Linked DNA regions of Homo sapiens: region 1 is linked to region 2. A link is an interaction called in ENCODE POLR2A ChIA-PET data of the cell type or tissue named here. Cell type or tissue: HepG2. All regions are shown on one strand.

Region 1 (5,000 bases), 61 kb before region 2:
TACCAACAGATTTTCTGAAGGAAGACTTCTTAGTTTCTCTAAATGGGAAATCTTACATTATCCTCTAAAGGAAAAATAAGCAAGTAGTTGAGGAAACTATGTTTTTTTTTTTCCCCCTTTTTCTTGAGACAGTCTCACTCTGTTGCCCAAGCTGAGGGCAGTGGCGTGATCACGGTTCACTGCAGCCTCGACTTCCCAGGCTCAAGCAGTTTTCTTGCCTCAGCCTTACTAGTAGCTGGGACTACAGGTGCATACTACCAGGCTTGGCTAATTTTTGTTTTTTTTTTTTGTAGAGATGAGGCCACTGTGTTGCCCAGGCTGTTTTCGAACTCGTGGACTCAGTGATCCACCTACTTTGGTCTCCCAAAGTGTTGGGATTACAAGTGTGAACCACCACACCCAGCCCAAGTAATGGATTTTTAAGGGCCTCAGTTGCATAGGAGTTTTTTATTCAGGCTGCAAAATTCCTGTGTTTTATTATATATTCCTTTTTATCTGTATTTTCTATTCACAATTCTCTTGTTTCCATAGACCGCCTTTTTCACATATATCCATATATTTATACATTTTGTTGTAAACTCTAGTCTATAGGTATTTTTAATTCACATTGTATATTACATTCTGGAATGTACAAGGAACTAACACAAATCAATAAGAAAACAAATTAGCTTTAGACATTGAAGAATCTCCCCCAACCCATCGTCTATTATTTTTGTCTATGGTGACTTTCGTTTAACAGAAATCCTTGGTTTTTATGTAATCAAATTCATTGTGTTTTTTTTTTTTAAATTAAGAGGTTGGTCTTTTTGAGTCTTAAGAAGTTCCTTTTCATTCGAAGTCATAAAGTTCTTCCCAATAAATTATACAATAAGTTTGTCAGGTTTCTGAAAAACCAAAGCAGATGTTTTTAAACAGCTTTTGATCTCTTGCCTATACGGTGGCTCAACAAACAAGATGCCAGAATTTGCATGTGTGGGGCTGGGTTGTTTTGTGGTAAATAGTGAACTGTCTTAAAGTCCAAAAACAAAGCTTATTATTTCTGGATTGAAAAGGGAATACAGTAAGGGCCCCATGGAAAAGTACTAAGACTTTTTATGAAAATGAGGGGTGGAGGCACTCTGAGTGGTTAGATTTGCTCAACTTGTGTGCACTCGCTCAGTGGAGGAGATAGGAAGAAGGACATGTAAATAATAGGATATTGATTGATATTGATTAATCATTTTGCCGATGCCAAAGGACATACTTCACTGTCTGTGGAAAAGATTGCCTTTTTCTCCCTAGGAAGTTTGAATACCTTTTAAATATGAAATTTCATGTGCATGACCTATTTCCCCACTGCCACACCTCATGCTCACACTAGGCTTATGATTCAGTCACCCACTTAAGTTCACGTGATGTCATTTCAGGGAGAATTGCAGCTACATCCTTTTGAGAAGAAAGCGATTCAGCTGGGCATGTAGGTTAGAGTCTTTAGTTCTTAGTCTTCTCATTCCTCCTGTGAAATTATCTACATTTAACAGCTTTCACTGAGTATTTTCTTCTTTCACTCGACTGTTAGAAGACATTTCCCAACCTGCAAATATGCCATTCCTGCCCCAACATGACCAACTGAGAGCTTCAGGCTTTACATGATTTTTCACAGCCCACTGAGCTTTGTAATATATAGAACACAATCTTTAGAGCTTCAGTCCTTGCTGTGCTATAATACCAACATAATAAGAGTAGCTAATATTTATCAGATGTTTACTATACATCAAACACCAATGTCTCATTTCATGACTTGTGTGACTTAAGAGGTCCAGTTCTTAACACATGGTCTCATTTTAGTATCACAGTTCTGATGATGAAGGCAGGGCTGATGTTTCCTCATCTTGCTGAAGCATGGAGAGGACTTGTCTAAAATCCCATAGCTACTAAGGGGAGCTGGGGCTAAAACCCAGATTTCTTGGGTTTTCACACCCTGCTACTATTAGCTTAAGCCTATCAAATTCTGAGTGCTTATTGGCTGATAGGATAGTCACATCATGGAGTGCCTAAATTAACACTACATGTGAATTTACCGTGTCGACTATAGCTTGAAATGGCGCCCACTGCCTGATGCCTACCAGTCTTTCTATTATACATGCTTCATTAAGCCCTACCTTTTCTCCACATTTCCCAAGAAGTGATTTTCTTTGGTTCTTGAAGTACTTTTGTACAGATCATTGGAGCTTAACTTCGTTCCTTTATCAGGAAGTGTTTTATCTCACCTGCAAGTTCAGTAAACACAATTAGCAAGTGAGGTGGCTTTGGAAAGGAATAGTACACCCTGAAAGAAACATAGTGCCCAGAAACTAGATATTGGATATTGCAAATTTTTCTTTTAGGTTACTAGAGCCACCTTCCTGAAGCCCACTTGGAGAAAGTCACTCAAAATAGTTCTGTGACCACCATTTAGCCCCAGTTCTCATATTGTATACTTGAGACTCTGGACAGTAAGACGAGGCAGGGTTGTAAGTTTGCACCCAATACCAGCTTACAAATATTCTTACATTACTGGTTTGGGTTTTAAATTATCTTTGCCTCTTCTTTCTCATCTTCCCTCACTTTTTTGTCATTTCAATTAAAGAAATATTTGCCAAGTACTGACCTTAGTGTTGCTAGGCATGAGTTCCAAGGAGCTCAGATAGCTTAGAACCAGCCCCATTTGACTTGAGCTTTTCTCGCCTCTTAGCACAGAAGGAATGGGTTGGCGTCATTATGGTTTGTTTTGAGTAACATGTATTCAGTCTGATATGCTATAGGGAGTTGTTGAAGGTGTTTGAGCAGGGGAAGCAACTGGTTTAAAATTGTTGTATAGGAAGATAAATCTGGTAGTGGTGCACAGGATGGATTAGAACACAGGGCGACTGGGTATGGTGGTGATCTCTTACCTTTGTAGGACACTTGATAGTTTACAAGGCACTTCCATAGATGTATGATCTCATTTGCATGGATGCAAACTAGAGCTCAGAGAGGATTGGTGATAGCTGGCCTGTGTAGTAAGGGGTTGAAGAAAGGGGTTGTCACAGGGCGAGGAAGGTGGGACCATTGTGCATGGCATTTTAGAGGCCAAATCTATAAGGCTTGGGATCTAAGTAGATGTTGGTTATCAGGGAGAATAAGGAGTCAGATAATACTGAGATTTTATGGTTAGTCTTCTGGGAAGGGTGTTGCCATTTACAGAAATCAGGAGATGAGACAGAGAATATATGCAAGTTTGGTTTTGAATATTAGATTGAGGGGCAGGTGGGTAGTTGAGGTAGCCATATCCAGTGGACAGTTTAAAAGCTGGGTCTAAGATTGGGGCCAGGTGTTTTTGATATTTAGAAGGTCATTGGTGACTTTAGAAAGTAATTTCAGGAGAGTGGTGGAGGAGGAAGCCATGTCAGAAGGATAAGAAATCGGTGGTTGCTGAGGTGGAACTGTGGGAGTGGGAAGGGCTAGATGAGGGAGCAGTGGGAGGTGTTGGTCATCATGCGCTTTTCCTTAGGTACAGAAAGAAGGGAAATAGAGTGAGCCAGACTGCAAGAGGATTTTGAGGTGGAGAGGGTGTGAGTTTGAGGAGCCTCCAACAGAAAACTTCTTTGTACGGGATTAGGTGAAATCACTTGTGGAGTGAGGAGGAAAAGGATTTGGTGCTAAAAAAAAAAGTAGAAATTGGGACAGTAGATGTTGGAAGTATTGAGGGAGGTCAAGAAAAGGTGAACCAAAGGAGGCTGAACGTTGCAAGTTTTCAGTGACTCCAGTCAGCATAGTTTTGTGGCTTTCCAGTAGGTCGTAGAAACCAGAAAGCAGGATTAGAAGGAGTAAGCATTGGGCCCTTTTCTGGACTGGGAATTAGAAGTCAAGGAGCATGGGGAGAGTTGAGAAGTTCAAGGGTGTTAGCCAGTTATTATTTCATAGTTGGGCAGAGGTGAGTAAAACTCTGTTTGCAGGCCATTATTAGTTCTGGCAATAGGTGAGGGAGAAGGTCAAAGCTAATATTTTAAAGAATAGTTTGGAATTATTGATGGTTTTCAATTATCTCTGCTAAATCATTTTATTTAGGGAGTATCTGCACAGAATTAACAAGGAAAGAGAGCAAAGTCTTGTATCACTGGCCCATTATTGCCTGTTTTCCTCATCTGTAAAACAGGAGTAGTGTAGCCTACCTTCACCTTGGTTTCGTGCTTCACCAGGAATTTTGTGCTGTGTGCAATCTTGTATTAGGCATTGTCACGACTTAATGACCTTTTTGGGCAGCGTTTTCCTATATAGAGTTATGAGTGCATCTTTTATAAACTCCATTTACTCCTTATTGGAGATTATTATAAATTTCTCTAAAGCTCCTCCCTCACACATCTTTTTCACCTTTCATTCTTTGAAGTCAAACTTTCACTTTCTTTAAAGAAGGTCTGAAGAAAACCCTGCGGGATGAGATCAATGCCATTCTGCAGAAGAGGATTATGGTGCTGGATGGAGGGATGGGGACCATGATCCAGCGGGAGAAGCTAAACGAAGAACACTTCCGAGGTCAGGAATTTAAAGATCATGCCAGGCCGCTGAAAGGCAACAATGACATTTTAAGTATAACTCAGCCTGATGTCATTTACCAAATCCATAAGGTAAAGTATTCCCAGGTTCCCATGTGTATTCATTCTGTTATTCTGCAAGCTGTTTCATGTATCAGGGCAGGCTGCTATGCCGAGTGCTCCGGAGAATAAAGAATAAAGAGGCAATTTATTCAGAAAGCAGGTTTTGGACATCAAATAAAAGTTATGTACTGTGTTAAGCACTCAGGATAAGGGAATGAGGTAGGTAGGTTTTCTGCCCTTGAGGCATGTAAACTCTAGTGAAAAACTATGAGAATCTGGACAAATAAGGGTTTTCACACTAGTGAGTGTGAGAAAACTATCTTATTTAAGTTACTGCAACAGCCCTGATGAAGAAATGCTTAAAGGTGGTTGGTATCTTAGCTTTGGCTGCTGTATTACCTGTTA
Region 2 (5,000 bases):
TGGAGAATCTCAGAGTTTTGTTTTGTTTTGTTTTTTTTTGGCTCTGGAGTTTAACATTTAACTCTTTCACCTTTTGAGATTCACATATTTCAGTTTGTGGAGCTAGTTGGCCAATCCAAGGATCATTGAACTGGGGACCTTGGAGGAGTGGGGCTTGTCATTGAAGGGCGGATAAGTCAATGGAGGCTTCATGGATTTGAACTTCATTTAAGGGCCTCATCCAGTGTCATTTCTCCCCAGCCCTACAGCATTACAGTGAGAAAACTTACTGATTTCTCCACAGGCATTTATTAATGTATAATCTGGTAAAACACGAAGATACAAAATGGATTTTATGCATTTGAACTTATTAGTCCTTCTCTGTTAGCACATTTTACTGAGGTATATTTTAAAGCATTTTTTAATTGGCATATAAAATTGTATGTATTTACTGCATACAACATTCTGTTTTGGAAGTGTATGAGGTATTTACTTTGTTTGTATCAATAAAGCCAGCTAAGCACTTTATCTCAATCCTCAAAATAAACATATGAGATACTATTGTAATATTCTAATTGAGGAAACTGAGGCTTATTGAATTGCCTAAATTAGTGATAGGAAGCCAGATTGAGTCCATGCACTCTGCTTCTGGAACCTGTGCTGTTAGGCATTTTCATGATGGCTCTGTGGAGGTAAGGCAGTTTTTTAGGTGATTTTTTTTTTCTTTCTTTCTTTTTCTTTTTTTTTTTTTTTTGTCTTTTTTAGGGCATTGAAAAACATATTATTGAGGATACTGAGGAAGCCAGGTTAAACCAAAAAAAATATCCCCGACCTCTCAATATAATTGAAGGACCCCTGATGAATGGAATGAAAATTGTTGGTGATCTTTTTGGAGCTGGAAAAATGTTTCTACCTCAGGTTAGCAAAATATGGGGAGAAATTTTCACAGTTGCATCTTTTCTTTGTCATTTAATAAATGGCGATTTGGGATATATTTCTCAGGTTTTAATTTGGACAAGAGTTCAATGGTATTGGCTAGTCATTCCTTCTCTAAATATGTTTAGGAGTCATGTCTGCAAGAATCCGTCTTCAGAGTGGTGTGGATGTTGGAAATCCGAAAATTCTTAGCATCATAATCTATCATAATCCTTATGTTCTAATTTTTGTATCACCTCTTACCCCCAGTGCCTATCTCTCCCCTCCAAAAGTAAAGTAAAACCCAAGATAAATGTAGAGTTACTAACATTAAGACTTGATTTGACCAGGCACTGTTCATCTGTAAGGATGCATATTTTGAGACAAATGTTACTGTTTTAAATGACGGTACATTAAGTGGTTTGTTTAAAGTAAAACCAGAACTCTTACTTTGATTTACAGCAGCTGCTAACCACATCAGTTAACACATACTTGTTGAGCATGTAGGTTAGTGGCTGTGCGGCATTTGAGAAACTAAAAGGCCTTCATCTTGCCTTAATGTAAGACTGGATTTTAAGTGAGTTTTAAAGCTGGGGATTGAGAAGAGAAGGCTGGGAATGAGCTCATGGTGGAGAAGCTTTGGTCCTGAAGGATACATAGAACTCTTGGATAAAAGATAGAGGGCCTCCTAGACAGAGGAAAAAAAAACAAGCCAAAGTTCAGAAGACAGAAATTGCAACATTTGATTTCCAGCCTTGTTTTCCTTCTGCTGTACCTTATTATTCACTGGCTTTCCCTCTGGGGAGCTTATCCTTTGTTCTGCCTACTGTCAAAAGACTCCAGTGTAGCTGTCCTGAAGTCAAAGCATGCATTCCTAATGTGTGCCCAAATTTCACAAGTGGCCATCAGCAGTTGTTCCTGTGGTTTGGGAAAGATACCTGATCTATGCTTTTTTTCTCAGGTTATAAAGTCAGCCCGGGTTATGAAGAAGGCTGTTGGCCACCTTATCCCTTTCATGGAAAAAGAAAGAGAAGAAACCAGAGTGCTTAACGGCACAGTAGAAGAAGAGGCAAGTCATTTTGTTCAGGCCTATGGGCCTTTAGTGGGTTGACCTGGAAGACTTGAGGTGGTGGTAGGGGCCTAAGCAGTCAGGGTTGGCTGTGTTCGTTATTGAGGATAAAATAGAGAAATGATCCCACATCTCTCCCTTTTTTAACCGAGTATCAGAATACTCTGGGACTTTCTTTTGAATGTAGCTTTATAACATTTTTAATATAGATACAATTTTTCAATCAAAACCCATGTTTTCAAGACAAAGCCAGTTCATTCATTTGTGCCTTCATTACCTGATCATTTACGAAGCTGCTGTGATGTGCCAAGTACTGTGCCAGGCACTGCTCACTCAAAGGTCTGTCCCCGCCCTTGAGGTCATTGAGTCATGCTTGTTTTTAGAAAACTCTTAACTGAATAGTCTTTCTGCTGGTGATGTCCTTGGCACCACTTCTGGATTCAATTTAATTCTTGTTGGCTGCACCACCAGAGTAAATCATTAAGCTTTTTGACCTTGTTTAGCTCCCTGTGAAGCTCAGACAGCTTTGGCCCCTAGGATTCTGAATTTTTAAATTGATCTGTTTGTGAATGGCTCAGACAAACACAGAGTTTATAAAAATCCTTCTTGTTTTGCTTTTTTTCTTTTTTTGGGGCAGTAGTGGGGGATGCTAACTGTGCATAGAACAACAGTGCTGAGGAAAGATACTCACGTGCCCTCTGTCTGGGCTGTTGTGGTTTTTCAGATTCAGATGGGACATACACATACAGTTAACCTGTTCCTTCCCCTCTCCCCTGCCTCTCCCTTAATGGCTAACCGTAAACATTTGTCAAATAAGTTCCCCCGCACCCAGAGTTAAGGATGTGGTCTTCAGCTGTGGTGCTGTTTTGTGTGTGAACATCAACTATTCTTTGAAAGGATGGGACCTCCTGATCTTGGCTGAAGCCCCTTGGGCTAGCCCATTAGGTGGGCCTCCTTTGAACTGTTTGGGCTTCGGTTTCCAGGTCTGTCTTTGAGGTGCTCTTGGTTGTATTGAATTGCTTTCTGTGCTGGCCCCTGCCTGGCTCTGGAGAACTAGGTGTTCCACCCTAAACAACCCTGCCTTGCTGAGCTGCTTGGCTTCCTTTCCAGGACCCTTACCAGGGCACCATCGTGCTGGCCACTGTTAAAGGCGACGTGCACGACATAGGCAAGAACATAGTTGGAGTAGTCCTTGGCTGCAATAATTTCCGGTAAGTTAGGACCTCACCTCTTTCAACCCCTTTTCCATTTAAAAATGAAAGCCTTTTAACAGAATAATTCTTCAATGGGTGGGAAGAGTAGGGCATGGCAGTGGATGTTAGAGGTTATTTTTTATTTCTTTTTGCTTGCTGTGTTTTTGAATTTTCTACGTGAACACAGCATTTCAAATGAAATAAGTTAGTAATTATCCGTGTTCAAAAAGGACATAAAGAATAGTAAAAGCTATTCAAGTGGGGTGGAAACCGTCCAGAGGATTCCTGGGGTTGGATGTTGGGACAGAGGTGCTAATAGCCGGAATATCAGGCTCCTTCCCATGGCCAGTGGTGTTCATCATATCCTCTTTTTCCTTTCAATAAACTTAGATTTTAGAACCGAGATCTTATGAGACCTTGGCTAAACAGTTTTACAGGAAGGCCTTCTCTGTACAAGTCTCAGTTGGCTTTGCTTAGAGCCAGGACCCTGTGTTCTTGGTGATTAAGCTAGATTTTGGAATGTTGTATACAAGTAAAACCCCTTTCTATCTTATTATAATTAATAAATATTCATAACAAAATCATTTGCATGTGAGAGCTGATGACCTGTAGTAAGTATGTGTTTCGCTTAGATTTGAACATATTCTTTGTAATGAAAAGCCTGATGGAAATAATGCTTTCCCATATCCATGTCCAGCCAACAGTCCTTTTGAGTCATAGACTTCTTTCCAATGTGCCATTTTCTCTAGATAGAGAAGAAAATTGACTGGAGCTATCCCTGTACTCCTCAGTTCTCTTCTTTGCTGTCAAGTAACAATTACCTGCTAAGCTGTGTCCCTGCTGTCAACATTTTTATCCATCTCTGCCTTCAAGGCTCATTAAATGCGGCTAAGAACCTTTCAGGAAGGCTGGAGACAGAGAAGCAGTGTCAGGAAGGCATTTTTTTTTCCCTCTGACTGTCTTCACAAGCATTTCTATTTACCTGCTCACTTACTGTCTAAAGACTTAGCGTTCTCTCCTAGTCCTAGAAACGAGGAATACTATTTCTATCCATGTACTTACTATTTTTTAAAGAGATAAATTTATTGAAGATAGATAGTTGTAATGAAATTTTACCTATATAATAAATATTTGGATAAGGTGTTCGCTTCCTAAAGTCTACAAAGCATTTCTGCTATAGGCTTACCTTTGCAAACCTGAGGTTGTTGGTTCCTGTTTGCATTCATCACAGTCAGTTAAAATTCACTTCAGTTAATGTTTATAGATCATCTTCTACTTACCAGGCATTATACTAGAGACACCAAAATGATTTAGTTGACTTTTCTCCTTGAAAAAGTTTACTGTTTCTCAGGCTAAATAGCCAGGTACATGTTCAGCCTTAATGGGACAAGAACCATTGAAGAAAGTGACTTGTAGGTAAACTTCCTAAAAGTGATTCTTGAGGTATCATTGTCATGTGCTTTATCATCATTTATTTTGATCAGTGGATTCTTAGCTGAGAGTATTATACTAGCAATGTTTATTTCTCCAGTAAAGACATTTTAAGAAGCCAGGGAACATTGTGGCATTTCTCCAGGGTGCTACTGGAACTGAATGTCAGCAGTTGTGAAGACTGCGTATTAAGCCTGAGGCTTTCCTGCAACAAACCCAGTTGCTATGTGTTGGGCACTGAGGGTTTGCGTATCTTTGCTAATAAGTCTAACTGGAGAAACACTTTCTGATGAAACGTTACTTTCATTTTACAAAAACAAGTGAATGTGCAAACTTCATGTCAAACACTCCTTTGGCTTGTGTGTGATAACACATAGACTCTTCCATTGGTGAGTTTAATTTTATGGTGTCAG

Evidence for each region. ChIA-PET counts read pairs that join two places held together with the same protein. Peaks named below come from ENCODE experiments on the same cell type or tissue, not always from the same donor. Only the 100,000 strongest peaks of a DNase experiment are listed, where the experiment ranks them.
Region 1: POLR2A ChIA-PET joins it to region 2 with 5 read pairs; 7 of 35 experiments call an interaction of 5 or more read pairs at or near these places.

The regions. Positions count from the first base shown.
Region 1 is chr1:236,799,018-236,804,017 of GRCh38, forward strand. MTR (5-methyltetrahydrofolate-homocysteine methyltransferase) reads left to right here. Exons shown (of 33, transcript NM_000254.3): 2 at 4,411-4,625. Among named protein-coding and RNA genes, the nearest start is that of MTR, 6.2 kb to the left of the region's middle. In HepG2, no CTCF peak of the experiment used is centred here; no DNase peak of the experiment used is centred here.
Region 2 is chr1:236,860,381-236,865,380 of GRCh38, forward strand. MTR (5-methyltetrahydrofolate-homocysteine methyltransferase) reads left to right here. Exons shown (of 33, transcript NM_000254.3): 20 at 745-897; 21 at 1,856-1,963; 22 at 3,074-3,174. Among named protein-coding and RNA genes, the nearest start is that of MTR, 68 kb to the left of the region's middle. In HepG2, no CTCF peak of the experiment used is centred here; DNase peaks (open chromatin) are centred at 1,701 and 2,421.